3 separate regions of the Homo sapiens genome follow, and all the other regions are linked to region 3. Evidence: chromatin loops called from intact Hi-C (ENCODE). Cell type or tissue: HCT116. All regions are shown on one strand. Each heading gives the region's core, and the rest is flanking DNA. Links, peaks and the distances in the headings are about the cores only. Region 1 overlaps CLASP1 (cytoplasmic linker associated protein 1). Region 2 overlaps GLI2 (GLI family zinc finger 2). Region 3 has its middle 40 kb from the start of GLI2.

What was found. Hi-C counts contacts between places; a loop is a spot of excess contacts. Peaks named below come from ENCODE experiments on the same cell type or tissue, not always from the same donor. Only the 100,000 strongest peaks of a DNase experiment are listed, where the experiment ranks them.
Region 1: it touches region 3 in a loop (6-fold over the local background); 9 of 110 quality-filtered maps call a loop at or near these places.
Region 2: a loop joins it to region 3, with 2.5 times the contacts of the local background. A loop is called at or near these places in 4 of 110 quality-filtered maps.

The regions. Positions count from the first base shown.
Region 1 is chr2:121,352,541-121,360,540 of GRCh38, forward strand. All of the region lies in intron 38 of CLASP1 (cytoplasmic linker associated protein 1), which reads right to left. Among named protein-coding and RNA genes, the nearest start is that of TFCP2L1, 71 kb to the left of the region's middle. In HCT116, for the core only: a CTCF peak has its summit at 3,730 (motif pointing left); a DNase peak (open chromatin) is centred at 3,701.
Region 2 is chr2:120,877,925-120,888,089 of GRCh38, forward strand. The region is part of intron 2 of GLI2 (GLI family zinc finger 2); the gene reads left to right. Among named protein-coding and RNA genes, the nearest start is that of GLI2, 150 kb to the left of the region's middle. RefSeq lists an enhancer at 8,946-9,513. In HCT116, for the core only: a CTCF peak has its summit at 5,841 (motif pointing left); no DNase peak of the experiment used is centred there.
Region 3 is chr2:120,691,189-120,701,353 of GRCh38, forward strand. No RefSeq gene overlaps it. Among named protein-coding and RNA genes, the nearest start is that of GLI2, 40 kb to the right of the region's middle. In HCT116, for the core only: a CTCF peak has its summit at 4,601 (motif pointing right); DNase peaks (open chromatin) are centred at 4,633 and 8,321.

The DNA.
Region 1 (8,000 bases), core at 1-8,000, 660 kb after region 3:
GCATATTCTCAGCCTCTGAGAGAAGCACAGGAGACAAACCTTAGTTGAATCCTCTGGCAAAAAACTTCCTTGGTCTAAGCTTCCATTTTTTAATAAAAACTCCTAAAATGAGGATTTTATTTTTAATTTTTTGAGACAGAGTCTCACTCTATCATTCAGGCTGGAGTGCAATAGAGTCATCTGGGCTCACTGCAACCTCTGCTTCTGGGTTCAAGCGATTCTCATGCCTCAGCCTCCCAAGTAGCTGGGATTACAGGTGCGTGCCACCACACCCAGCTAATTTTTGTATTTTTAGTAGAGACGGGGTTTCACCACGTTGACCAGGCTGGTCTCAAACTCCTGGCCTCAAGTGATCCACCCACCTCAGCCTCCAAAGTGCTGGGATTACAGAGCCACTGCGACCAGCCTAAAATGAGGATTTTAAAGTATCTACTTTCACAGTTATCTGAATTGAGACAAGATGTAAACCAGCTTGGTATATTTTAGCTACAAAACACATGATGGCTAAGCCATACATGGAGGCTCACACCTGTAACCCCAGCTACTTGGAAGGCTGTGCTGGGTGGATCACTTGAGCCCAGGAATTTGAGACCAGCCCGGGCAACATGGAGAAACCCCATCTCAAACAAAAACAAAACACAAGCTAGGTGTTGGTGGAGGAATGACACCAGAGTGGAGCTCAGCAGCAGAGGCACCACCAGAAGGCACAGCAGCTGAGCCGGGAGCTCCCAAGTTGCTGGGGATCGGGGGTGAAGGGGGCAGAGCTTTGTGACCCCGAGACTCCACAGAGGCCCAGTCATCACACTGAATGTTCTAAGAATGGGTAACACTGGTAAGCCAGCTCCTTCCCTGGGGTCCAGTGCCAACATCATGATGGGTATGCCCTCTCCAATGACCTCTAAGATGCCTGAGGTTCCTCAGCAAGGCCTAGCTCCTTCCTGCCTGTGTGGTGCTTCCTCTCCCTGCCCACACCCTGCCCAGCCACATCTCTATGCCCCTGGCCAAGTCATCCTGAGGACTTACTGCAACACAACTCCCAGGAAGCCTCACCATGTGTATGCTTTATTTTATCACTGCAGGTAAATATTTTGCTGAAATTGTCCCTCCCACTAGACTAAAAGTTCCTTGAAGGCAAGATCCCATCTTAGCTATCTTTCTATTCCCATGACTGGCACAATGTCCAGTATACGCCAGGTGCTCAATAAATAGCTGTTGAACTAATTTCCCCATAGTGTGCGTGTGCACATGCACGCACACACACACACACACAGATAGGGTCTTGCTCTGTTGCCCAGGCTGGAGTGCGATGGTGTGATCATGGCTCACTGCAGCCTCGATCTCCTGGGCTCAAGCGATCCTCCTACCTTAGCCTCCCAAGTAGGTGGGATTACAGGCACACATAATATTTTAAGTTTTTTGTAGGGGTCTCAGTATGTGAGATGGGGTCTCGCTATGTTACCCAAACTGGTTTCAAATGATCTGCCCACCTCAGCCTCCCAAAATGCTGGGATTACAAGCATGAACCACTACACCCAGGCCAGCGTACATATTTTTAATGCTCATGACTCACAAAGTCACATCTGGAGCATGCCACATTGACTTGGATTTACATTTTTCCTAAGGAGCTAGCACAGAAAACTAGGAGCATGGCAGGTTATCTACAAATGATCAACTTGGGCTGTAGAAAAATCTACTGTACCAGGCCCAGAGAGTCCCATTCCAGGTGACACACTGGAAAAGCAACAGACTAGTTCTTTGGAAAAGAGACTTCAGCTCAGGTTTTTCCAGTCACCAATTGTCTGAGGAGGACCGGCATGTTTCTTGGAAGAGCTCTGTCAGGTAATGGGTTACCTCAGACGGGGCGCTTTTCTTCCTCCTCCATTTGTGCAGGTCTCAGAGTCTGTGTGTGTTTGGGAAAGCCAAGCACGTGGCTGTGTACCTATGTGGCTGAGTTACACACAGCTGAGTGGATGGTGAAAAGTGGAAGGAGACAGTCCCTCTCTTATCTAATCTGGCCTAGCAATGAAACCATGCTCAGAAACTGCTGGCTTTCTAGTGCAAGAAATTACTGCCCAAGTATCATAACACACCAGCCTGAAAGCTAAGGAACTTTTAGGCCTCTGTTTTCAAAACCTGGAGAAAGAAACAAAAGGTCAGAAAACACCGGATTCTGTAGCGTATCAAAATTAGAAAGCACTGATGCACAGGAGTCAATATCTGAGGTCCCCTGGGAGGTGGGAAGCAGCTCAGTGGGTGGAAAGAACACGGCTCTGGAGACAGGATTCAAGAGTCAGCAGCATTGCTTTCCAGGCTTGACAGGAGCAAGCTAAGGCCTCCTGGTGCTCTTCGGGGTTGCAACGAGGATTAGTGAGGCCAGGTAACTGATTGCCGGGTTCGTGGTGAGAACTCGTGGTTTTCCTTCTCTCCTCCCCATCTCCTGCACTCTATTGCCCTTCAGGTTAAAGTGAATTATCCTACAGAGAGCTGCTGGGAAAAAAGGCTGTTTCAGATCTGCTGAGCTGAAACCCAAACCCAAGGAGCCCTTCATCTTACAAAAATCCAGGAATTCTGGATGTGGCCTGCATGAAGCATTTGGTGAAATGTATCTATTATTTTATTTTATTTTGAGACAGAGTCTTGCTCTGTTGCCCAGGCTGGAGTGCAGTGGCGCCATCTTGGTGGGTTCAAGCGATTCTCCTGCCTCAGCCTCCGAGTAGCTGGGACTACAGGCGCACACCACCACGCCTAGCTAATTTTTTTGTATTTTTAGTAGAGACAGGGTTTCACCAAGTTGGCCAGGCTGGTCTCAAACTCCTGACCTCAAGTGATCTGCCCACCTCGGCCTCCCAAAGTGTTGGGATTACCGGTGTGAGCCACCACGCCCGGATGATCAAATGTATCTAATGTGGATGAGGGCTTTGGTTCTAAAATGTCTGAAAATAAAATGTCAGAAGCTGCACATTAAGATGGGTAGTTTGAGGCCCTCTTTTTCACTGGGGTTAGAGAAAGTTTCCCAAGACAGACGCTGGTTTTGGCAAGGGAGGTAGGTGTTCTCAACTTCCCTCTATATGCCAAACCCCTGGCTTTGGCAAGCTGCCTGAATCAGGGTGAACTTCAGGTTTTGCCCCTGTGTTCTATGTAACATAAGAAGCAAAGATTATAAATGTAAGCAAACAGAGAGCAAAAGTCAACATGGGCAGCAGAAACAAAGGAAGACAACACCACTTAGTACACAAGGTGGCCAGAAGTGGCAAGGATTTAGAAAGGGGTGAGGGACTATTCAAAGAGGACAGGATCAAAAAGACTTCTGGGTTATAATCTGCCTTGAAGTCATCAAAAACTATTCCAATTCTGCTACAGTCTCATTAGAAACACAGCACTCCTTCACCTTTCAAAGTCAGTGAAGTAATAGTGTCTAGCTAAGAAAAGCGTAATTTTCACATCTAGCTTTTTAAAATTGGATCATTACTCAGAATACTGGTGAATGTTTGCTTAAAGGTTTCTTTTAGCACAAAGTTTTCAAAATTTGGATTGCATGTTTTTTAGGTTCACAAGGTTTGATCTGGCTCTGTCACAGACACACCAGAATAACTGGTTGAGTCAAAAAAAAAAAGCAAAGGTCCAGGAACAACAGTGGCTGGAATCAAAGAACTCTTCATAGCAGCGTCTTGAGCTTAGCTACTCAATCGTGTGGAAGCTAAGGAAGAGTTTAGCGCCACCTTCTGGGAAAGGCCAGAAAGACCTTAAAAAATTGGATTGACCCTGAGTTTAAGTATCCACCAGTAGACTGGGGAAAAACGACCAATGCCCCAGATTGGCACTGACATGGTCCTGGGATTTACAACGGAGTGCCAGCATGGCCCTGAACCTGGGACGAGAGTCCTCACTTAGCTAGGCTCAGTACCAGAGGGAGGGGAGAAGAAAAGTTCCAGGCTATAAGTCTGGAGACCTGAGTTTTGGCTCTGGTTCTGGCATCAACTAGCCAAGCGAGCTTGGGGTAAATTTCTTCACTTTCTATGCCTCGGTTTTCCTCATCAGTAAAACGAAAGGGAGAATCTGAATCAATTATTTTAAAAGTATTTCAGATTATAAAATCTTATCATCCAACTCTACCTGATGAGTCTTTTCCCCTGAAAAATGTGCATGCACAAAATTCCAGGAAGCTTTGAAGATCTTGAGAAGTAGTGTCTGTATGAAATGACCTCTAACAAGACAGTCATCACATCCTTGCCTGGAAAAGGAGATTCAGGGCAACACAATGGATATCTTCAAATGTGGTCAGGTTCTTAGGTGGGAGATTTATTCTGTTCTACTCTAAGGGGTAGAACTAGGGCCAACAGGGACAAATGATGAGAAGGAGTGGAAAGAGGGGCTGGGAGCCCAGGAGGTGGTGTGTCCTGCTGTCCTGGAGATGCTGCAGAGGCTGGGCTGGCCTCTCAGGAGGTGCTCAGCATCAGATGGGAAGCTGGGCAGCACGTTTAAGGCTTCTCTTTGGCATTCTAATTCCGGTATCCATCTCTAAAAACCCATGGCATTTCCTAGCCTAACGCTGACAATGTACCGGCTACCCCAGCACAAATATAGACGGATTCCAAACAAAGCAGTAGTCAAAAAATACAAGTCGTATTTTTGACTGGTGTTTTAGAGTTTACTCAATTGCATTTAATAGCTTCTTCGGTGTATTTAGAGAAATGCAGTTATATCTGCTTTATGTAGAATTTTAAAAACTTGACAACAATTCTATTCAAAATCAGTCTACTTTCTTCAATGGAAGAGTATAAAAAGGATACTATCTTCAATTTTCAACAATGTCAACCACCTTACCTCACTTGACTTTAATGCTAGCCTCTCAGCGCAGGGTATAAAACACCTGCCCCCCACCTCCCACCCAGCATACAAGTGCTTTAGATATCCAGAGTGTCTATGACTTGTCCACAATCACAGCCCCCGAGCTGGCAAAAGCAGCATGTGAACCCAGGCCTTCAAACCCCAAACTCAAAGGTTTTGACATTAAGTTATGGCTCTTTCTGAAGCTACAAGAACTAAAGGGCAGGTGTCACATCTGGCTCCTTGAGAGTCAGTTCATCAGCGAGGCAGAACTACTCCCCTACCTATGAATAACAGCAGGAGCAGCCGCCACCACAGCTGCCACTCAGAAATAGACACTGTGCCTGGCACTTTACAAGCCTGTGAGGTGGGCTATGTTTCTCCACTCGACACAGAGAATATGAGGGCTCACAAAATGGTAAGTCTCCTGCCATCTTGGCTCAGCAGGGTTCAACCCAGGAGTGTCTTCCAAGCCCATGCCCCCTCCCTTGGCCACATGGCCTTGGCTCCTAGCTAAAGTTCTCTCCCTATGTGCTCCTTTTCAGCCCATCTCAGGTTCTAACTCCCTAAGGAACTCTTCCTTGACTATTCTAGCCCACTCCTAAACTCCTGGTGTATTTCACTTTGAACCACACGACTCTGCTTTAACCTCAACTAAACCGTAAGGACCTTGAAGACTACAGTACACCACTACCCATCAATCATCAAACATTTATTGGAGTTTGTGCTGTTAGTATGACTGCTGGCTCAGTAACTTGGAATCTCTCAATGAAGCTAAACAGGTTTTGGGGTTTTGTCTTTTTATTAAAAAGCAAAAACCTACAAAGGAAATGGGGCTTCTGGTCATATCCCAAGGTTGGGCCTAGGGAAAACTGAAAATTTAGAATTTGAGGATTTTGGTTTGCTACTCAACAGCAACCTGTATTATCTTGAGGCTGGATGAAACACAGATAATCACCTAGTCCACTTGATAGGGTAAGAGATAAGGAAAAACCAAAGTACAGAGGGGTAAAGGCATTTCTCCAGAGTTCATGCAGTATATTATTTCCCAGTGCCCATTGATACAAATGACTGCTGCCCTGAGAGGCACCTAAGGGCCATTCCTGAGCGCAGGGGGTCTGGCTGAGATGAGGTCAGCTAGTGATTCTAACTGGTATTTGATCACATATCTTCTCTGGCACACTGGTGCTTCTCTCTGACTATGGCATTTGTCTAAAGGACTGCATGAGATACCATGCTGGCTGGGCGAATCAGAAACCAGACAAGTTCCCAGGAAGTTCTCTTTCTTTTATAAATAACTTTGGTCTGATTTTGCCATTTTAATTCTTTAAAGTCATAAAATAAAAAGTTAACTAGAAATGATTTAAAAATAAAACCCCTGAAGACATACTACTGGTGGTTTTATATTTATCTAAGAATCAAACTTCCCAAAACAAGCCAAACCACTTGAAGCTGGATTCTGGTGCCTTAAACACCACGACCTTTGTGTGTGTAGCAAGAAATGTTTGGTGATCCAGCACAGTGACATGAATGATGCTAATATTTTCCTCTTTTAACAGACAAGTGTAACTGGATATTCACTAATGTGGCAAAGTTCAGAATAAGCTAAGTCTAATGATCAGAAAACCTCAATTACAGAATATCTTCAAAAAACAGTTGGGCTTCTTTCAAGTTTAAATAAAACATTTACTGTGAACTTCAACATTATGGGTACTATATGCACATCACACTGACTGGCAGCAACAAATATTCTTGCATTAAGTGTGCATACAATGATTTATAATTAGTATATCAACTATTTCCTGAGAAATGGGCACTTTTGAAATGAATAAGGATGTCTGAGAACAGTTTTATGTAGCAACATTTGTATAGCATATGACAATTTTAAAAGCATATTTCTATATCATAATATCTTTCATTCTCACAGCAGAGCTGCTTATTCAGGGTTATACTAAGATGATGAAACTGGGGACAGCTGGACAACAGCAGACGCAGGACTAAAAACCAGGTTTTCTGCCTCAAGATTTTTATCTCACACTGACCCCAGAATCTCTTTGTAGTATCAATTCTCTTATTTAATCCTCTCTTTTTAATCACCAAAGGAGAGGTTCTGTACCAGCTCTAACAAACAGATTACAAATTCTAATATAAGAAGAGTTCAAATTCATGGAGTTCTCTTGGAAACAGAAAATGGGCTCAAAATTTTAAAAGGTCACTCTCAAGGCCTTAGCCCTTTAAGGTATTTGCTAAATGCCAACTCTACTGCAAACCACGGTAACTTCATTAATGAGGCACTGAAACTCAATAGCAAAATTTATTTACTAAAAAGATAAAGAAGTTAGATAATGAAAGAGACTTACTCAAATAGGGACTATGAAAACATTATGTCTAAGCTCAGAAACACCAAATTTTAAAATAAAAACTCTAAATTGGTGTCCAAATCCTTCATCTATCTTGCTTACTATAGAACATGTATGTTAGCTTTGGATGAATGGTGTCTGAGACAGATTTGGTACTTGGCACATTTTCAATGTGTAAGAAACACATTCTGCACATATAGCTTCTTTTGAAAGAAACTGACAAAGCAGACGCTTGCTTATATGAGAAAACAAGCCATCTTATCGTCAGTCCTATCTCATCCATCTTCCCAAACAGCTTTTGTGACAAATTTCAATTTACAGAAATTGTATTTCAAGAAGCTGTCCTTCCTCGCTGCAGTCACATAGTCAGAGCCACAGTGCACATGCTGGTGTGGTAACGTCACGCTGGCAAGAGAAGGGCAGCTGGTGCCAATATCTCTAAAAGCAGCCCCATGTTAACCTGCCGAGTCTTACGCTCTTCATCTCCTGCTGAAGCCCAGTTTTTGTCTGGGAATATAAAACCAACTAGCTTCTTATTGAGAACGAAGCTCCAAGAGAGCTAACTTTGGGATAAACAAACTTTGGAAGTATTAATAAGACAGGAAAATAGACTATGACTTTGTATGACTAATAAAGTAAGTCTAGAAACATTTCAGATCCTTTTCAATAAATGTTTGGAGTCATAAGAATTGAATGCAATGATAAGAAAATGGAAGGACTAGAGAACTATTACGTGCCATATTAATATGCCAACAAGATGCCTACAACACAAACTTTATGTGCATCTCAGCCTTCTGCCCTAAAAAATGGCAA
Region 2 (10,165 bases), core at 1,092-9,091, 190 kb after region 3:
CTCTGATAAATACTGCCAGCTGTCCAAAGTGGTTGTACCAATTGCCTTAGTTTTGATACTGGAATTTGCTATTAAAAGATTTATTTTCTCGAACATTCTTTTATATTAACATCTAGGAAAAACTGTTGAGATCAATATGGATACATTAAAGTGTTGACTGAGCCTGGGTCCCTGATGAGAAACTGAAGAATTGTGAACTTCAGAAAAATAGACCTGGGGGAATATTCTGTGATTCACTGACTCCCTCACTTACCTATTTGTTCTTCCTTCAGCCACAGATATTCATTATGTGTATCCTCCCTCCCAGGGGCAGAGCAAGGAAGTCAAGACAATCTTTTCTCCTTACGATACCACCGTCAAATGTATTAGTTATTTCTTCTTGCCAATAATGGCTCTAACTGAGGAAGCCCATCTCTTTATACAAAAAATTAGGTCCAGGAAGAGCTGCCTAAGCAGAATCATGGTTGCAGTAAAGTCACTTTATGGTGTTTAAAGACTTGGCTGAATAAAGGGGAAAGTTTAAATAAATTAGTGTCTAGCTATGGACTGAGACAGTATGAATCCACTGAAATATTTATGAAGAATCTTAATGACATAGTACAATATTAAAAGGAAAAAAAGGATACAGAATTACATACACAGTATAAAAGTTATTTTTTTAAACTCATATCCTGTCACAAAAAGAAAAAACACACTTGGTCTCATTTTTCTGGTTTTAAAAATCTTTCGGCCAGGCACGGTGGCTCACGCCTGTAATCTCAGCACTTTGGGAGGCCAAGGCAGGCGGATCACAGGTCAGGAGATCGAGACCATCCTGGCTAACACAGTGAAACCCCGTCTCTACTAAAAATACAAAAAATTAGCCGGGCGTGGTGGTGCGTGCCTGTAATCCCAGCTACTCAGGAAGTCAGGAGAATCGCTTGAACCCAGGAGGCAGAGGTTGCAGTGAACCGAGATCACACCACTGCACTCCAGCCTGGGTGACAGAGCGAGACTCCATCTTAAAAAAAAAAAAAAATCTTTCTTCTGGCTGCAGTCCTCCAGCTCACCCCTTCTTGCCCAATTCTGTTATCTCAGCATCCTCAGAAGCTCAGTCTGCGAGCATGGAGAGGATAGTGTGTGTCTCCTCCGGCATTGCCCCGTGGGGTTTGGAATGGCGCTGGCTGCTGGCTGCCTGGGCCTGGCATTAGCTCATGGATCTCGGTTGCGGATCAGTTTCCTTCCCCAGGAGGGGCAGGGACTTCACTTTCTATGGCTTATGTGCTTTCCTGGGGCCCAGCATGAGGCCTTTCGCCAGACACTGTGCAGCCCAGACTTGTTCCCAGGACAATGGGTGAGATGAAAAAGGGCTTGGTACTAGTGGAGGCACTTAGTGGCTGCAGCTGAGTGTTGGGAAGGGCTGGAGAGTCAGTTGCAGCCAGGTCTGGAGGGGCTGTGTGCCCAGCTTCAGAGCTTGGGTTTTGATCAGGTTTTTGTGTTAGAATCCTCATTCTGGTGGATTGGAGGGAGCCCCAGAGTGAACATAGAGAGACCTCCTAGCCAGGCAGGAGATAACCTGAGATCAGTGCAGTAGTTCCTCACCCGTGCGTGGGGAGGCAGCATGAGCAGTTAGGAGGAGGATGGTGTCCACAGTGGTCGGATGGCACCCCAGCCAGGCCACGGCGGGCTGGACAGCACTCTCAGGTGACACGTGGCCACCTGCCTGCCTCTGGCTGCGGCCCCACCACGGGCTGGATGCCTGGATGAATCTCAGGCTGGAGTCACTTAACGGCTGGGCTGTCACCCTGCAGTAACCCATAATTACTACTTAGGAGTTTGTGGACGAAAAGCAGTAGATTCCAATTGAGTGTGTTAAACTCTGCACGCGCCTGTTCTAATGAGGAGCTTGTAACCTATGAGAGCCCGTCTGCCGCGGGAGGCGGGCTCTTGAGCCAGAGAAGCCAGCCAGTCATTTTCTCCAGCCTCTAGCTGAGCCTCCACGGCCAGCCATATTTCAGCATTTAGGATTTTAAGTGCTGGTTAAAATGCTCATATAGGGAAGTGTGTATATTTTCATATTTCTGCACATCATGCTAGAGACGAGGGTAGGAATAAATCGGTGTGGCCAGAGGTGCCGCTTCAAGCTGCTTTATTCCCTCTCTGTGCACAGTGTTAAACTGGGCTGTGTCTGACTTCCCAACCTTCATCCTGTAGGGGGCTGTTACTGGGGAAAGAAAGTTGTCTTAAAGGACCCTGGAGTGTGAGGGATGGAAAAGCGAAAGGTTTGTCTCTGCAAACAGGTAGTGCTGAGTGGTCGCCAGCTTAGAGCCCGTCGTCCAGATGCTTTGTTTTCTCTCTGTTTTACATGAATTTCCACTGCACAGCCATTGGAGTTTTGCTAGTTGGGAATTTTAATTAGAGAATTGGGCAAACTTCATTACTTTTCATTCAGGTTTAAGGCAAGAGGGCTGATTAAATTCATCCATCTTCCCCACCGAAGTCCAGCCTCTGAGGTTTAATCCCATTGCCTGAAGTCCCCATCACCCCGCCATCCTCCTTCCTCCTTCCCCGCCTCGCAGACAAGGGCTCTCTTTCCAACTCCACCACCTGTTCCAGCCCCGGCTCTGCCCGCAGGAGGGGAAACCAGGTCACATCTGTGGTCATTCACAAACAAACATAGCTCTGCTTTGCCCCACCAAGAGGCTGAGCCTGTGGTTTTTCTGTCCAGGTCCTGAAACACCCCAGACAGCAAGAAAACCAGAAAAAAGCAGCTATGGGCTAGGTTAGGACAATTGAGGTATCTGCGTATGAGAGAGATTATAAATGTGTACCTCCTGGCTAAAGTATGTCTTTCTCTAGCAGAATTGTGATTTGAACTGCTTTTGAAAATTAAAATGTTGGTATGTGAGGTGAAAATGAGCTTAATCTGGGGTGTTGAATAATTGTTTTCAGCCATTGAACACAAGTCCCAGCATAGCATCTACCTAGCTACATGGATGGAAATGCAAATATCCCCCCCTGCCCCCACCAGGGAGCAAAATGTGAAATTTGTCTTTCTTATTTGCCATCCTTCGAAGGCAGCACCCCCTGTTACCATGATAACATAACCTTGTGCACCTCCATTTCTGAATCTGTAAAATGGGGGCAAGTCACTAACCTTATAAGATGGTCGGTGGAATTAACTAAGCAAATTTATCTAAAGCACCTGACACCCTTTCAGGCACACAGAGGTTCCAAGATCTTCAATGTGACGCTTTCAAGAAAGGCAACTCAAGTTCAGGGCTTCTGAATCCTACTCCAAATACCCTGTCATAGTCAACACATCCCTGAAGTTCCCTACACCATGCCTAGAAGCACTGAGGCTGGGCAGTATCTCCTTGTGAAAGGCCTGGCCCCCTTCCCCAGGGTCCTGCTTGAATGTCAGAGGACAGGTGGGGAGGAGGATGGGTGGAGAAGGACAGTGGCAGGGAGGACAGTGGGGAGAGGGCAGGTGGGGGGAGGACAGGTGAGGGGAGGACAGGTAGGGGAGGGCAGGAGTGGGAGGACTGTGGAAGGTGGACAGGTTGGGGGAGGACAGTCGTGGGGAAGACAGTGGGGAGAGGGCAGGTCAAGGGAGGGCAGGTGGGAGGAGGACAGTGGGGGAAAGACAGTGGTGGGGAGGACAGGTAGGGGAGGGCAGGTAGTGGGAGGATAGCTGGGGTGGCGGGGGGGAGGACAGGTGGGGGAGGACAGTGCAAGGAGGGCAGTTTGGGGGAGGACAGTGTGGGGACGGCAGGTGGGGGGAGGATAGTCGGGAGGACAGTGGGGAGAGGGCAGGTGGGGGAGGACAGTGCGGGGGAGAACAGTGCGGAGTGGCACGGTCGCCGGGAGAACAGTGGGGAGAACAGTGGGAGAAGACAGTGGGGGAGAACAGTCGTGGGGACAGTAGAGGGCAAGACAGGTGGGAGAGGGGCATGTGGGAAGGAGGGCAGGTGGAGCTGGCGGCATCATGAACTTTTGGAATAGCAAAGGGAGTTGGGGCTCTGAATGTCAGCCCAGCAACCAAAGATAGCTGGCAACGAATGGTCCAGGTCTTTTGGGATGGAATGTCATAGGGGACAACTAAGGCCCTGTAGGTTGATTCCAGAATACACTATCCAGGTCCAGGGTGCAGTGGCTATAACTTGCAGATCAAACAATTCACACCACTTCAGGAGTTGAACTTGGCTGTGAGTTTACGTCTGGTCTCTGGACCCATGTGGCTGCCTACAGTGAACTTGACCTTTAGGGGCTCTGGCTTCTGGAAGGAGGGAGTTCCAGGAGCCACATCCTCCTTCCAGGAGGCCAGGTGACATGGACAACGTGAGGGAAGGCAGCCAGGGCGTGAGGCCTTGGGTTGGGTCTCCAGGGCAGCTCACCACAGGGAAGGAGTGAAGGTGGTGAAGGATCACCCGGGAGATGCTGCTTGGGCTGGAGGGCGCCCGCTGCAGGCGTCAGCTGCTGCCGGCTGCGGGATGTGATCAGCACTCCTCACTTCATGGCCTCAGTTCGCTCGCCTGTGAAATGTAGGTGTGTGTCCCTGGAGTCCCTCCAAAGCTCTGTGAATTTGTGGAACGCAGATGGAGGGAAGGTCAAGCTTGGGAGAGGGCGGTGGCTTTGGCTGCAACGCGAAGCCGACAAGCACTGGCAGCAGGCCTGCTGGGCTGTCTTTGAGCGCGGGTGTCTGGGCCCACCCTCCTCTGTCGGATCCCTGGGTCTTCTGTCCCTCACTGGACATGTGGATCTGACCGCCATCCAGGACGTCCCCTCTGGGTCCTGCTGGCATTACTCCAGAACCACTTCATCTTCCTTGCCCTCCAGGGCTGAGATAGCTGGTTTGGTCTCACATCTGGTCTTAAGTGGGTCTTTTTTTTTTCTTCTCATTTTGTCTATCTTAAAATCAGGTTTATGAAGGTGTAAATTACATATAGTAAAATACACCCTTTTGAGGCATACAGTTCTGTTAATTTTAACAAATGTATACGGTTGTGTAACCATCACAACCAAGATACAGAACAGTTCCCTCTCCCCAGAGCGGGCATCCTGTCCTTCCGTAGCTGCTCTCCCACCCTCCTACCCCCAACAGCCCCTGGCACACTCTATTATGTTTCCCATCCCTATAATTTTGCCTTTTCCTGAATATCATATAAATGGCATCATAAAGTATGTTTAGCTGGGGCTTTTGAGAGAGAAGTAATAGGTTCCTTCCGTGGGTTTAGCCTTTTGTTTGCATCTGCTCTCATGAAAAGGTCTATGCTTTTATCAAGCCTAAAAGATAACCTTGGCCGGGCTGGTGGCTCACACCTGTAATCCCAGCAAGTTGGGAGGTAAAGGTGAGCAGATCGCTTGAGCCCAGGAGTTTGAGACAAGCCTGGGCAACATGGCAAAACCCCATCTCTATTTTAAAAAAGAAAAATTAGCCGAGCATGGTGGCACGTGCCTACAGTCCCAGCTACTTGGAAGGCTGAGGTGGGAGGATCACTTGAGGCCAAGAGGTTGAGGCTACAGTTAACTAAGGTCGCACCACTGCACCCCAGCCCAGGTGACAGAGCGAAACCTTGTCTCAAAACAAACAAATAAACAAACAAACCCACGATAACCTTGAAGAAGACAGCCGCACTGTACAGGAAGCTCTGGTGTGTGCAGGTATTTGTAGAGCATTTGCTACGCTGACCCGTTAAGTCCCTACAGCAGTCTCATGAGGGTAGTTATTATTGTAATCCTGTTTAACAGATGAGGAAACCGAGGCTCAGAGAAGTGTAATCATTCACTGTGGTCACATAGCTCAGATCTGAACCCACTTCTGTCATCCTCACTATTCTGTGTGGTTGTTTGGCTGAGTCTTGGATGAGGGATACTTGCAATGATAGGTAGCCTCTGGCCCCTGGTGGTGGGGGTAGGGAGTGGGAGAGTCGGAGAGGTAGAAGAAAGCCGCTAGATCCAGGCCTCTAGCCCCTATCTCTACGGGGGACTCCCTTCCAAGGAAAATTGTCTGTGCTCCAGACCCCCGCAGCAGATGAGTGTGTGGAGGCCTGATTTTGGAGAGTGGGGATTTGCACCCTTCCGCAGGCCACCCCTGTGTTCCTGCTCATACTTTTGCATAGCCACCACCTGAAGTTAGGGCAGCCCCAGCCCTGGGGGAGACTTTAGGGGCCAGGGGCAGCTCAGTGCTGGGCTCACAACCACAGAACACCAGCTTTCCTGGCCTAGGTCACACTTTGCCAGGCCACACCATGAAGGGGAGAGAGCGCCCATCCTTGGGGAGCAGGATCCAGGGTCTGTGAGACCCAGGCGTGGGCTGCAGGGAGAGTGAGGTCGTCCGCACGGATGGTGGAGTGGACAGAGGCCAGCAGAGGCTGCGCGCCCATGTGCGGGCCAAGGGGAGAGCGTAGGTAAAGGACAGTATTGCAGTCTTGGGACCAAGTGCCACTAAACCTTATGGGTAATGGGTTTTTCATCCCCTGGGTAATAGGAGACACCAAAAAATGAGGACATTACTTAGTGAGTCCCTCACCTCCCTGGCCCCATTCAGCAGACTCGGAGGAAGGACATTGCCCAGCATTGAGCCGTGTGTGGATTTAATGGGGTTTCCAGCTAAACCTTCCATCAAATTTACGGCTGTGCCTGTCTCCTGACCTTCCCCCTCACACATTCTTTTCAGAAATGAAGCTGTGTGCAGGCTGTGAGGTGTCACTTCCCCCACGCTGGAGATATACAGCTTGGGCCTGGGTTGAGACAGTGGATTTAATCAGGCTGGGTCCCCGCAGTTCACCCGCCCCTAAGCTGAGTGACATTAGGGTGGCCGTCGGAGTCCAGCTAGAGTGGGCAGCACGGAGCCAGCAAGTGTTTGTCCTGCCAGCCACAGGCTTCTGCTCAGCCTTGCCTCGCCTCCTTGCTGGGAGAGTGGCGCGTGGGGGCCCAACATCTGCTCACCCCCTGGGCCGGAAGGTGGGGTTCTTCCTGTAATCTTCTCCCACAGCCCCCACCTCCTACCATTGCTGCCATGGCGGGAGCATCATCAGCCGGCCTCACTCCTGCTTTCCCCACTATCCTAACAGCTGGGCTGCTCCTGGCTCCCTCTCCATTCATTTCTTGCCTTCCATCTTGGAAGTGTTCAGTGTCTGCTGAATCCTCCCACCCCAACCTCACTGCCCCTCTAGAGCTTATTGCCTTTCAAATACAGCTCAAATATCACAACCTCCAGGAGGCTTTCCCCGATCTCATCACCCCCAGGGAAGAGATCTCCCTTCTGCACATCATGCAGACCGGGTCCTAGAGGGTGAACCTTTCTCTGTATGCCTTTCTCTGTTGCTGGGCCTGGCCCATGGAAGAGACCCAGTAAATAGACACTGTCATTGTCACAGGGCCATGTTGTCAGATGCCTGCTCCAGAGAGTGAAGCTGCAGCTACATTGCCAAGCTCACTGGGCTTTGTAAATGGCCCCTCAACCTCAAAGGCAGCAGCTGCAGTCTCACAGCTGGCCTCTGGGGAGGCTGCCTTCCGAGGGTGGCTCCCCTGAGCCTGGCCACCCCAGCCTCGGAAATGCTGACAAGGCCTTTCCACCCGTCCCTTCTGGGGCAGCGTGTGTTTTCATGGCCCTTCACTGACTGATCCCATGTTCATCTCACCGACTGCCTCAGAGGCCTCGGGGCCTGGGGCGGGGCAGCTATAGCAACAGGCAGCGTCCAGTGCCCACTCGGACACACAGGGCCCTTGAGGCAGCTGCTGGCAGCAGGAGGCGTCTAGCAGGTGGGCAGAGGGACTCAGGCTTGAGGCCACGGGGAGGATTAAAAATAAAATTGCCTCTGCTCCCTGGAAGCTGAGGCCTCTGTACTTGGAGTTGGAGGATGACAGACACAGGAGGAGGGAGAATCTGCTAGCACCAAACTCCCCTCTACCTGGTCATGTGTGGGAGCGGGGCCTCACGTGTGGGACACTATCATTCACATTCAAGTGATCATTATTATCACACAGGGCCGTGAGCTAAAACCATACTTCTGTCATTCTTTGGCTCTAAGAAAATGAAAAAGGGAAGTAACTCCATTTACTGAGCACCTGTTATATACCAGATAATTTTACATGCATTAGCGTGCCATCCTCATGCTGGCCTCAGGAGGTGAGAACCCCTATTCTCATTTTTCCAAAGTAAATTTGTGTGTGTGTGTGTGTCTGTGTGTTTTGGTTTTGGGGTTTTTTTTTGAGACAGGGTCTTGGAACCCCTATTCTAATTTTTCCAAAGTGTGTGTGTGTGTGTGTGTGTGTGTGTGTGTGTGTGTGTGTGTGTGTGTGCGTGTATATTTTGGTTTTGGGTTTTTGTTTTGTTTTGTTTTGTTTTGTTTTGTTTTGTTTTGTTTTGTTTTTTGAGTCAGGGTCTTGCTGTTTGCCCAGGCTGGAGTGCAGTGTCATTGATCATGGCTCACTGCAGCCTTGTCCTGCTGGGCTTAAGCGATTCTCCCACCTCAGCCACTGGAGTAGTTGGGACCACAGGCGCGCACCACCACACTTAGCTAAGTTTTTAAATTTTTTGTAGAGAAGAGGTCTCATTATTTTGCCCAGGCTGATCTCGAACTCCTGGACTCAAGTGATACTCCCACCTTGGCCTCCCTAAGTGCTGGGATTACAGGCATGAACCACTGGGCACAGCCCCAAAGTGTTTATGAAAGGGAGTGGCAGGGTCAGACCTGCGCTCCAGAGAGCTCATACTAGCCTTCCTGAGGGGCGTGAGTGGGTGAGGCAGAGGTGGAAAGGCTGGGAGCCTGCTTAGTGAGCTGCTGAGACAGACAGGAAATAAAGGGGCCTGGAGTGGGACTGCGGTAGCCTGCATGCTGGCCCCAAGCCGCACCTGGTGGGTGGACCCAGGGCCCCAAGGAACCCCAGACGTTGCTGGCTGGGTGGATGGCGGTGCCCTTGCTGAGGCAGGAGACCCTGCCCAGGAGCAAGCACAAGGTGCTGGGAGAAGATGCCACGGTCTGTCTGTGTCAGGCGAGGCACATCCAAGATGCCTGGGGCTCACGCAAGGGCTGGACGGAGAGATCCAGGGCTCAGAAGAGAGATCTGGGCCCGAGACGCAGATGCAGAAACACATGGTGAAAATACTCATCCAACACACTCACGTTTTTCCTCCGTAGGTGCCAGTGACACTGTGGGAAGATGCCTGGCTTCCCAAGCACACCTCAGACGCTGGCCCCCGATCAATGCCTGTGGTCCTTGAAAGCAGATGGCCAGATGCCCTGCCTGAAAACTCCCACATGGCAAGTGGTAGATGTCACAAGCCACAGAGCACCCCCCGCCCACAAGATCCCCCAGCCTGCTTGTGGGAGGGAACATCCCATTCTGGTGCTTTTGATCTCTTCCTGCAAATATGCAGCTCAGGCGACCTGGGAATATTCCCCCACAGTGAACCTGAATTGATACTCACCAAATTAGATCAATTCCAGCCGGAGCCTGGAGCCTGTGATTATCACCCTCTCACCGTGCTCTTTTCCTTGCTGGGCTGCGTGTTGGATTTCCAAAAGGCTTGTAATCAACAGCAGAGAGAGCTATGTATAGCCCACTCCCCGCGCTGGCGAAGCCCGGGAAGGCCACTGTTTGAGGTTAGGCTTGAGTCAACTTGTACCATGTACTTGGGAGCCATTCAAAAGAGGCGGTGCACACACAAATCATGATGGGGCTAATCAGAAGTTTGGGTATTTAGTGGGATATGTACACAGCAATCATTGTTGGAAGCGCCCTTCTCCCACAGAGGCCATTATCCCGGAGCGGGGTGCTGTTTGCCTGGTTTTGTCTGGGCCACAATTTGCATTCACTTGATGGATTGTCAGGGTCGGGGGTCTCCTCCTTGGGAAACAGTGGAGTGACTGCTCAGCACACTCTTAAGAGGAAGGGGAGCGCTAATACCAGCGTTTGCCCAGGTCCTTGAGAGGGCCCGGGGATCCTAACGCAGTGCTAGATCAATATGACAGGCGCTAAGAAGCTTGGGACATGCATTCACAAACCCCTTTTATTGCTCCACTCCAAGCCAGGGAGAGGGGAGCTGCAGCTTGGGCACAGCTAGCAGGACCTGGCCGACAGGCTCTTGTTTGTTTTCCCGGCTGCGGTGGCCTGCGGTTCAGTTCAAGTTTGCCAAAGTGATTTGGAGTGGCCTTCCCCAGCTGAGCCTTGCGTGGGA
Region 3 (10,165 bases), core at 1,089-9,088:
ACTTAAGGGAACCAGAGTACTTTTTATTACCTAAGGGTGATAAGAAAAGTCATGGGGAAATGCCCTGAAATTCACAAAGGGCTAGGCAAAGAATTGGCCCCCAGCGTGGATTTGGAGTCAAGGGGAGACAAAAATTGCATAGCATTATCATTACACTGCTATGATTACATATATTCCATGATGGTTACACTGGAAACATGCCACCCCTGCCTGCATGAGGCTCCTTGTCCTAGCAACCATTCCAGTTTATTCCAGGTTTGCAACCCAGGAGCACTTGACTTCTGCCTTGAGTGCCTCCCTCAACTTGCAGACAGCCCACTGGGCCTTCCTCGGCCTGCACCCTTAAGCATGTCAGGAGAGACAGGCAGCTGCTGGGGCATTGCCATTGGAAGCAGCTGCCAGGAAGGGCACCTGTGCGTTTGTGCTTGAAACCTGATCTGTAACAAAAATGGATTCTGTGCACATCTAGTGTGCTCACCCAGCCCGGAGCACAGCAGCCATCTTGGTAGGGACCACAGCAGCCATGTTGGTAGGGACCACAATGTGTTTACTCCGCCAGCCTTCCAAATCAGACACTCATGTTGCCAATGGTAGTAGGAGGGTGCAACCTCTGTGGAAGGCAGCTTGAGGAATTAAATAATGCCTTTGAATCAGCATTTCAACTTGTAGGAATGTATCCCAAGACAAACTCTTATTAATGCACAAAAACCCATGTACAAGACTATTCATCAGAATACAGTTTGTAATAGCAAAACACTCTGGGAGCAGCCTCAATAGCCATCAATAGGGTGCTGGTTGGATAAAATGAGATAACATTTGGTAAATCCACACAATGGAACGCTGCAGTCATAAAGAAGCTTTAGACGCCTCTCTGTGCAAAGCCACAAAACAACCTCCAAGGTGCACTGCTCATTGTAAACGTGCTCCTCTCTGCTGGCCCTTCTGCTGCGCTGGGCCCACCAGCTGAGACAGATCAAAGCGGAGCCCCAATCTGTGGGGGCTTGGGACCTCTTCCCCTCCATGGAGAATTCTTGGCTCCCACCCTGCTTTTGGGAGTCCTAGGAAGCTGGTGGTGATGCTCGGGTTTGTGGGGTTTTTTTGTTGTTTGTTTGTTTGTCGTTGTTGTTGTTTTTTGAGACAGAGTCTCGCTCTGTCGCCCAGGCTGGAGTGCAGTGGTGCAATCTCAGCTCACTGTAACCTCCACCTCCCAGGTTCCAGCAATTCTCCTGCCTCAGCCTCCCAAGTAGCAGGGATTACAGGCGCATGTGCCACCATGCTCGGCTAAGTTTTGTATTTTTGGTAGAGACGGGGTTTCACCACATTGGCCAGGCTGGTCTCAAACTCCTGACCTCAGGTGATCCACTCACCTCAACCTCCCAAAGTGCTGGGATTACAAGTATGAGCCACCGCACCTGGCCTCAGGTTTGTTTTGATGCCTTTTTATGGGGTTCCCAACTGCAGGGATCCCATAGTGGGGCACCCCCTCACCCCTCCTTCTTCTCTGACTGGCCCTCAACTTCCTCCCCACCCCACTCCCAGCTCTAGCACTGACCGGGAAGGGGTGATTGTGTGCAGCCCACCCATCTTAGAGGCTGACTGAGCAGTACAGGCCCACATTTCCCTCCACACCAAGGTCTCAACCTCACAGCGCCCCAAAGCCTTTCTTCCAGCCCTGCTCAGAAGTTAATCACTTAGGCATCTCGCCACAGGCTCTGTGGAGTCATCGAGTTTGAAGTCAGGAAAAATCCCAAAGGTGGCACCTATCAGCTCTCCCAGCAACTCCAGACCTTCTCAGACCCTGGTTTCGGACACTCAGCCAACACCTCTGACTGTGCCTCTGCCCTGGGTCCCACACCCTCTTCCTGGCACCGGCATCCACTCCTGAGTTAATATGCCCATTGCCCAGCTCTGTCTACTAGTGAGGAGCACAGTTAGGTCCCAGTCTTGGATTTTTAAATACCCTTCTCCACTCAAAGAACCAGGCCTCCCTGGAGAAATAGGTGGTTCCAGGTCTGGGCTGGAAGAGACAAGGCAAATCTTGGATGTCTGGTGCCAGAAACAAGGGTGTTATTGAAGACTAATCAGGGCCAGGATAAACAGACATAGGAAGTTGTCTGATGGGTTTCCACTGACTAATGCTGGGGCCATGAGGACATCAGAAACAATACTGATGGAGATGACACATCGATCTGCCTAACATCACCCTAACCAGGGGATGTCACCAGCATCACTGTTAGTCCAACAACCTGGCCTCATGTGCCTCTGAAGCCATGCACCAAGAAGGACCCCACGTTCCCCACATAGGATTTGTGCAGAAAACCTGATTCTAGTCACGAAGGAAAAAGACCCAACAGAGTCAAAGTGAGAGAATGTCTGCGAAACAATTGATCTGCATGCTCTGAAAATGTCAATGACATGAAGATTTCTTTTTTTAAAAAAAGGCTAGAGAATCCTTTTAATTTTTTTTCTTTCCTTTTTTTTTTTTTTTTTTTTTGAGACTGTCTCTCTCCATCACCCAGGTTGGAGTGCAGTGGCACAATCTGGGCTCACTGCAACCACCGCCTCCTAGGTTCAGGTGATTCTCCTGTGTCAGCCTCCCGAGTAGCTGGGACTACAGGTGTGCACCACCATGCCGGCTAATTTTTGTATTTTTAGTAGAGACTGGGTTTCACCATTTTGGTCAGGCTGGTCTCGAACTCCTGGCCTCAGGTGATCCACCCACTTTAGCCTCCCAAAATGCTGAGATTACAGGCATGAGCCACCACGCCCAGCTAAATCCTTCTAAATTAAAAGGGACTAAAGACAAAAAACCATAACCAGCAAATGTAATATGTGATCTTGATCGGATCCCAGCTCAAAAAAAAAAAAAAATCAGCCATCAAAGACATTTAGGCGACAACTCTGAAAATTTGAAAATGGATTCAATATTAGGTATTACTGAACTGTTGGTGACTTTCTTAAGTACAGTAATGGTCTCATGGTTACAGAGGAGAATATCCCTATTCTTAAGAGATGTCTGTTAAAGAGGGTGAAATGTCACCGAGTCAGCAACTTTCAAACTGACCCACACACATAAAAACATGTGTGCATGCGTGTGTGTGTGTATCTACATATATCTGTGTTACATCTATGGAAAAGGTGGAAAGGAACCAAGCATGACAAAATATTAAGAATTGTAGAATCTAAGTGACATAGACCTGTTGTTTCAACTTTTCTGGATGTCTGAAACCGTTCAACATGAGTTTTGGGAAAAGCCCATCCTTCCTGTTTTCTAAGCAGCAGCTCCCAGAAGAGGCAGGAGCATTTGATAATGTCCTCGGTAATGATTTCATTATTGATTTCATTAATAAGACATCCTGGTGGGAAGGTGTTCTCCAGGCTGCCTGGAAAGGGCTTTTGACGCTGACTGGGCTCAGATGGGCAGAGAAGCCATGATCAGCCCCTCTTCCTTGGGCTGTACCAGGGTGTCAGGTTTGAGGATGTTCCTCCAGCATCCCCCCACGCCCACACTCCCACCTGCTCCAGTGGCAGGGGCTCGGGGGGAAGGCCTTCCAGCCAGTACTCTGATTCAGGGCACTGACATCGCACATGGAAGGAGGTGGGGACAGCCTGGAGAGCACATACAAGGCGCCCCTGTCTCCTGCTCCCAACCATGGCTGGTTGCGCTGATGTCCTCACACTGTTCTTCTCACCACCTACTGCCCAAAAGGAATGATCCTACGAGGTAAATCACAGAGACTTGTTGGCTCAGGTCCAAAAGCTGCCAGGTGGCCACCCCAGAACGCCCCAGGCTTATTAGATAGCAGCATTCCAAGCAGGACCCCAAAATGCTCCAGACAGTGCTCCACTGCTGGCGCCTCTTGGAGGGTCATCTGTTTCTCAGAGGAGAGAGTGTCCCATATCACTCCACAATGTGTCCAAGTCCCCTGACTTCTGTTCTAAGGCATAAAGAGCCTAGGACCCATTGGACAGGTTGGGGAGTTGGCAGAACTTCTGTGATCTCGTGGAGAAGCCTCCAAACCTGGCCTCCAAGGAAGGCGGTTGCCTCTCCTAAGGGAGTAAAAAAGTGAGAAGGCCCCCCATGGAAACCCGTCAGCCCCCAGAAGACCTGGGTTTCTTTTCTTTCCTTTTCTTCTTCTTCTTCTTTTTCTTTCTTTTTTTCTTTTTCTTTTTTTTTTTTTTTTTTTGAGACGGAGTCTTGCTCTGTCGCCCAGGCTGGAGTGCAGTGGCGCGATCTCGGCTCACTGCAAGCTCCGTCTCCAGACCCGGGTTTCTTACTCCTTCAGTCCACGTGGCCCCTATCCTTCCCTTCTCTTTCTCCCATCCTCCTGATCTCTGGGCATAGAAAGCCCTCTCGGGAAGAACACCGCAAATCTTCCGGTCCTGCAGCCTCACAGCTGCGTCTACTCCGCTGGGGGGCTCGGGGAAAGAGGAGAGTCCCGGAGGACAATGGAAATAACGAAGTGGGTGGATGGCTAGAGGGTGGAACAGAGTGACAATTCTGGCTCCAGTCCTCAAATTGCTCTGAGCAGGGCATTCAAATTGGATCCCAACTCCAAAAGTGCATTTTAGCAATCCGCCACCAGGTGGAAGAGTCGAATTAAGAATAGAGTCGCTCCACTGCCGTCCTCCGACAGCAATAGTCGGGACCGCAAAAACCGCGGGACGGAGATCTGACCGTAGAGGGAGCAATGCGCTCTCAGCTCAGCGTCATATTTCCTGGAGTATTTTGGCCTTTGCATCCTGCAGCCCTCTTTCTGTACCAAGGGGAATAACCCAGCATTTATTGAGCATCTACAGCATTTCAGACACAGTGCTGGGCCCCGGACAACTATGAGCAAATTCCATTTGCAGCAGCCCCGCAAAACGGCATTTGGAAGCCTATTTTGTGGCAGAGGAAGCCAGGCAGAGTAACGCCCCGCTGCTCAGTGGCAGAGGGGGAATCAGAAGCCAGCCGTCTGCATTCGAAGTCCAAGCTCTGCCCAGCACACTTTGTGCTGCGTCCTAAAAGCACGAAATGGCAGGGACTGCTCGGCTTTCCCCTTCCGTGGTGGCATCAGAAACGCGGCTGCGGCCCAGCGGCAGAAAGCAGCTAGGAGTGCAGAGGGATAAGCTGAAGCCTCTAAGGGAAAACACCCCAAAACGACAGCTAAATGGCACACTGCAAACAACAAGGCTCACGTTGCATGTCATTTCAGCACTTCATTTTATCTCCCCGTGGTCTCACCACCCCCTTGCTTCCTCCCATTTTGTGGAAGAGCAAATTGAGCTCCAGACTGGTTGAGTTTCTTGGGTAAATGCCTGAAATCTCACACTCAGACTCAAGCCTTCAACCCTAGCATCTGATTCGTAGCCTCAGGACTCTTGTTCTACACACTATATTGCTTCCCTTGGCTGCTTACGTCAATGTGGCCATCACTGAGTCCCACTAGAACCTGGTTCCGGGTTAGTGAATTCAGACAGGATGGGTGGCCAGGCAAGGCAAGAGAGATGGGACAGGGGCTGGGGAAGGGAGGGAGGGGCTTCCCAGAAGAACTGGAGAATTTTGAGGGATCTTCAGTTCCAAGCAGCCCCCACTAGGAGAGACTGGTGATTGGCAGGCCTGGATTTTAATTCTGGCAACACCACTTACTAGCTTCTCTTCTCTTTAGTTTTCTTTTTTCTAAGACTTGGGGTGATCATCATGGTAGGTATCTCAAGAGATTTTCTCAGGATCAAATGTAAATAAAATGCATTTAATCACTCACACCAATTAAGATGGCTAACATCAAAAAAGTAGAAAATAACACGAGTTGGCAAGGATGGAAAGAAATTGGAACTGTTGTGCACTGTAGGTGGGAATGTAAAATGGTGCAGTTGCTATGGAAACCATATGGCTATTCCTCAAAATATTAAACATAGAATTACCGTCAGGCATGGTGGCTCACATCTGTAATCTCAACATTTTGGGAGGCCGAGGTGGGTGGATCACTTGAGCCCAGAAATTCGAGACCAGCCTGAGAAATACGGTGAAACCCTGTCTCTACTAAAAGTACAGAAAATTAGTCAAGCATTATGATGCATGCCTGTAGTCCCAGCTACCCAAGAGGCTGAGGTGGGAGGATCACCTGAGCCCAGAAGGCAGAGGCTACAGTGAGCTGTGATGATGCCACTGCACTCCAGCCTGGGCAACAGAGAAGAATCCCGTCTCAAAAAATAAATAAATAAATAAATAAAAATAGAATTACCATAGGATCCAGCAATTGCGCTTCTGAGAATATACCCAAAAGAATTGAAAGCAGAGATAGAAGAGATGTTTGTACACTGAAGTTCATAGCAGCATTATTCACAATAACCAAAAGGTACAGCAACCAAAGTGCCCATCAACGGATGAGTGGATAAATACAATGTGACCTCTCCATACAATGGAATATAATTCAGCCTTGGAAAGAAGGAAATTCTGACACATGCTAGAACATAGACCTTTGAGGCCATTATGCTGAGTGAGATAAGGCAGTCCAAAAGGACATATACTGCTGCATTCCACTTATGTGAGGATCCTAAAGTAGTTAACATCATAGAGACAGAAAGTAGAATGGCAGTTGCTGGGGGCTGGGGAGATGGGGAACTAGGAGTTGCTGTTTAGTGGGTGCAGAGCTTCAGTTTTACAGGATGCAAGAGTTCTGCAGATGGATGGTGGCGACGGTGGCATAACAATGGGAATGTACTTGATGCCATTGAACTGTACAGTTTAAAATAATTAAAATGGGCCGGGCACAGTGGCTCATGCCTGTAAACCTAGCACTTTGGGGAGGCCGAGGTGGGTGGATTACTTGAGGTCAGGCGTTCAAAACCTGCCTGGCCAACATGGTGAGACTCCATCTCTACTAAAAATACAAAAAAATTAGCCGGGTGTGGTGGCGGGCACCTGTGATCCCCACTACTCAGGAGGCTGAGGCAGGAGAATTGCTTGAACCTTGGAGGCAGAGGTTGCAGTGAGCCAAAATCGCACCACTGCACTCCAGCCTGGGCGACAGAGCCAGACTCCATCTCAAAAAAAAAAAAATAAAATGGTAAATTTTATGTTACATATGTTTTAACACAATTTTTAAAAATAAAATAATTTTTCACATTAGGAGTAAACAATAAAAGACTGAAGACGATGTCTTTAGTTAAAAAAAATTTAATGGGGGTGACTTGATTTAGAGCCGTTTGTTCTTCCTTTGTATGATTACAAATTCTTTGAGTGATCTCTACCCCTTGGAGCTTGAATCTGGATAGACTTGTGTGACTAATTTGTCACCCAAATGGTGTGGCAGATATGACACAGAGTGACTTCCAAGCCTGGGTCCATTTGAAAAGTCCATTAGGCTTCTGCTTGTTTGTGGGGTCACTAGCTTTTGTGTCCCTGAGCTGTCAAGGATGAAGTCTAAACACCCCTCAAGGTGGCCGTGCTGGGAAGATGCCCAAGTGTCACAGGTGGCCCATGGGAAGATGCTTGGTTCAGCAGCTCCAGCTCAAGTCCTGGCATGGAGTCTTCCCAGCTGAGGTCCGGACAGCATGGAGCAGAGAGGAGCCATCCTCTGCTGGGCCCTGACCAACAGGTCTGAAGCCCTGACCAATAGAATCTGTGAGCATGTTAAGAGGGTTGCTCCAAGCTGTGAAGTTTCTGGGTAACGCATTATGCAGCATAGTAACTGGAACATGTAGGTGGAAATGGGTGTCCCTTTGAAATATCTCAACAGATAGCACGTTTTCTTTCCCCATTCATGTCTTCTGGACTTACCCCCTCTCTTCTCACTTTCTACAGAGATAGATAAGAAGTAAATTTAAAATCTTTTTTAAGAGTGACCCAGATTGGATTATCAAGAAACATTCTAGAATTCTCTGCTCTGGAAACGTCCTTTGAGTCAGTGCTTGGAAATGAAGTTGGCCTTACTCAACTTAAAAGATGCTTTCTGGGGAAAGTTGTGAGTAGATTCAGGGTTCTATAATTAGAATCTTCTTCTCTCATTGATTCCTGTTCTTGTTTCAGAGCTGTGTTCCGTTCATTTGGCTTTTTCAGGTTATGTTCTGTTGGACAATTACTTCCAGTAGTTTAAACATCCCTTATCCTTCCCTGGAAGCTAGAAATCTCTCTGAGAGGTGAGGTATGTGTGACTTTGCTGCCAGGCCCACAGGGAGTGCCATGATTGTGACTGTGCTGCTCCTGCAAGGGGTCTGGAGGCAGGAGAATTGTGGGCAGGGGCAGGCACAGGGGCTTAACTCCTGCACAGTGGCTGCGTCATCCTGGGCAGGTCACCGAAGCTTGGCTCCTCCTCCTGGTGTGACAAAAGCCAGGAGGTGGCACACATCGGCTCACTCACAGCACTTGACATCTGGTCATTCACTTGGCAGATGTGACTGTTAACACTTAGGCTCCTGATGGGGACAAAGCAGGCCCAAACCTCACCCTTGTCAAGCTTGGGTGCTGGTGGGGCAAGGCAGACAACAGAAATCCATTGAGTAAATAAGTATATTCTAGAGGGATTTGTGGCATGAGACGTGCTATGGGAAAAACAAACCGGAGCAAGGCAGGGGCCCAGGCATCCTGGGGGTGTGGTCACGGCCGACCGCTTACAGAAGGTGATATTTGAGCAAAGACATAAAGGCAGTTGGGAAATTAGCGACTGACAAAGAGTCCTTGCTTAACCAAACTTCAGTCCAGCTCCTGAACCTTCTCTAGGCCCATTAGTGTACTTCTTTGTAAAATCCAGTTTTAGGAAGAACCCTGCTAACCCAGTTTAGCAAGAACCTTCACTTTCAACATATGCTCCCCTTAATATTCAGTAGGTTTCCTCCTCCCCCAGGTGATGTCTGATCACCTCAGCCTGCCTTCATCAAGAATCCTGTTGGCTGGGTTTAGCCAGGATCCCCCTTACCCTTGAACTTGACTCTTAGTAATTTTCTATCTGCTGACCCCACACGGCCCCTTGGCTGTACAGCCCCACTTGCCTGTGCTGCTTTTGGAGTTGAACCCAATCCCTCCCCCACTGCAGGGCTCCGTTACATTGGCCCCTCTACCTCTCTCAGTGGTCCTGAGTAAAGTCTTCCTTACCAAGCTTGAAGAAGTGTTGTTAAATAAATTTTTTCCTTAACACCATGCAGAAATCTGTATATTTCCACTAAAATTTTATTTGTTTGTTTGTTTGTTTATTTTGAGACAGGGTCTTGCTCTGTTGCCCAGACTGGAGTACAATGGTGCAATTATAGCTCACTGCAGGCTCAAACTCCTGGGCTCAAGCCATCCTCCTGCCTCAGCCTCCCAAGTAGCTGAGAGCTGGGACTAGAGGCACACACCATGACACCTGGCCAATTAAAAAAAAATTTTTTAGGAAGGGTGCAGTGGCTCATGCCTATAATCCCAGCACTTTGGAAGGCCAAGATAGATGGATCGCTTGAGCTCAGGACTTGGAAACCAGCCAGAGCAACATGGCAAAACCTCATCTCTACAAAAAATACAAAACTTAGCAGGGCGTAGTGGCACACACCTGTAGTCCTAGCTACTTGGGGGGCTGAGACAGGAGGATTGCTTGAGCCCGGGAGGTCAAGGCTGCAGTGAGCAGAGATAACACCACTGCACTCCAGTAGAACCAGCCTGTTTCTCAAAAAAACAAAAACAAAAACAAAAACAAAAAAAAACTTACTTTTAGAAACAGGGTCTTGCTATGTTACCCAGGCTGATGTCAAACTCCTGCGTACAAGCGATCCCCCTGCCTCATCCTCCTGAGTAGCTGGAACTCCAGTCACCATGCAATCTGTTATTTAAAAATTATTATTATGAAGAGTAGTACCAGATGCCTTAGGAAGAGCCTGAACTAATCCTCCAATTCCTCTGCCAGAATCAAGTCTCCCCTGGGGATTTAACCCTTGCCTTTTCAGTATTAATATTTTATTACAAAGGTAGAATAAAGTCATTTCTAAACTATCGAAGTCTCCTAAAAAAAATCTAAGTTTTACATGGAGCCTGAGAGGGTCTCACTGTCATCTGAACGTCTGGACTCCCAGCCTGGTGGGGAGAGCAGGGGGTCACCTCTCAGCCTCCTTACACTTCTAAGGGAATTCCGGCGTCCTCACCCTGGGGTGACAGTGGCGGGGGAGCTGGAGCCAGCGTCTAACAGGTCAACATTGGGATCCTGTAGGTTTC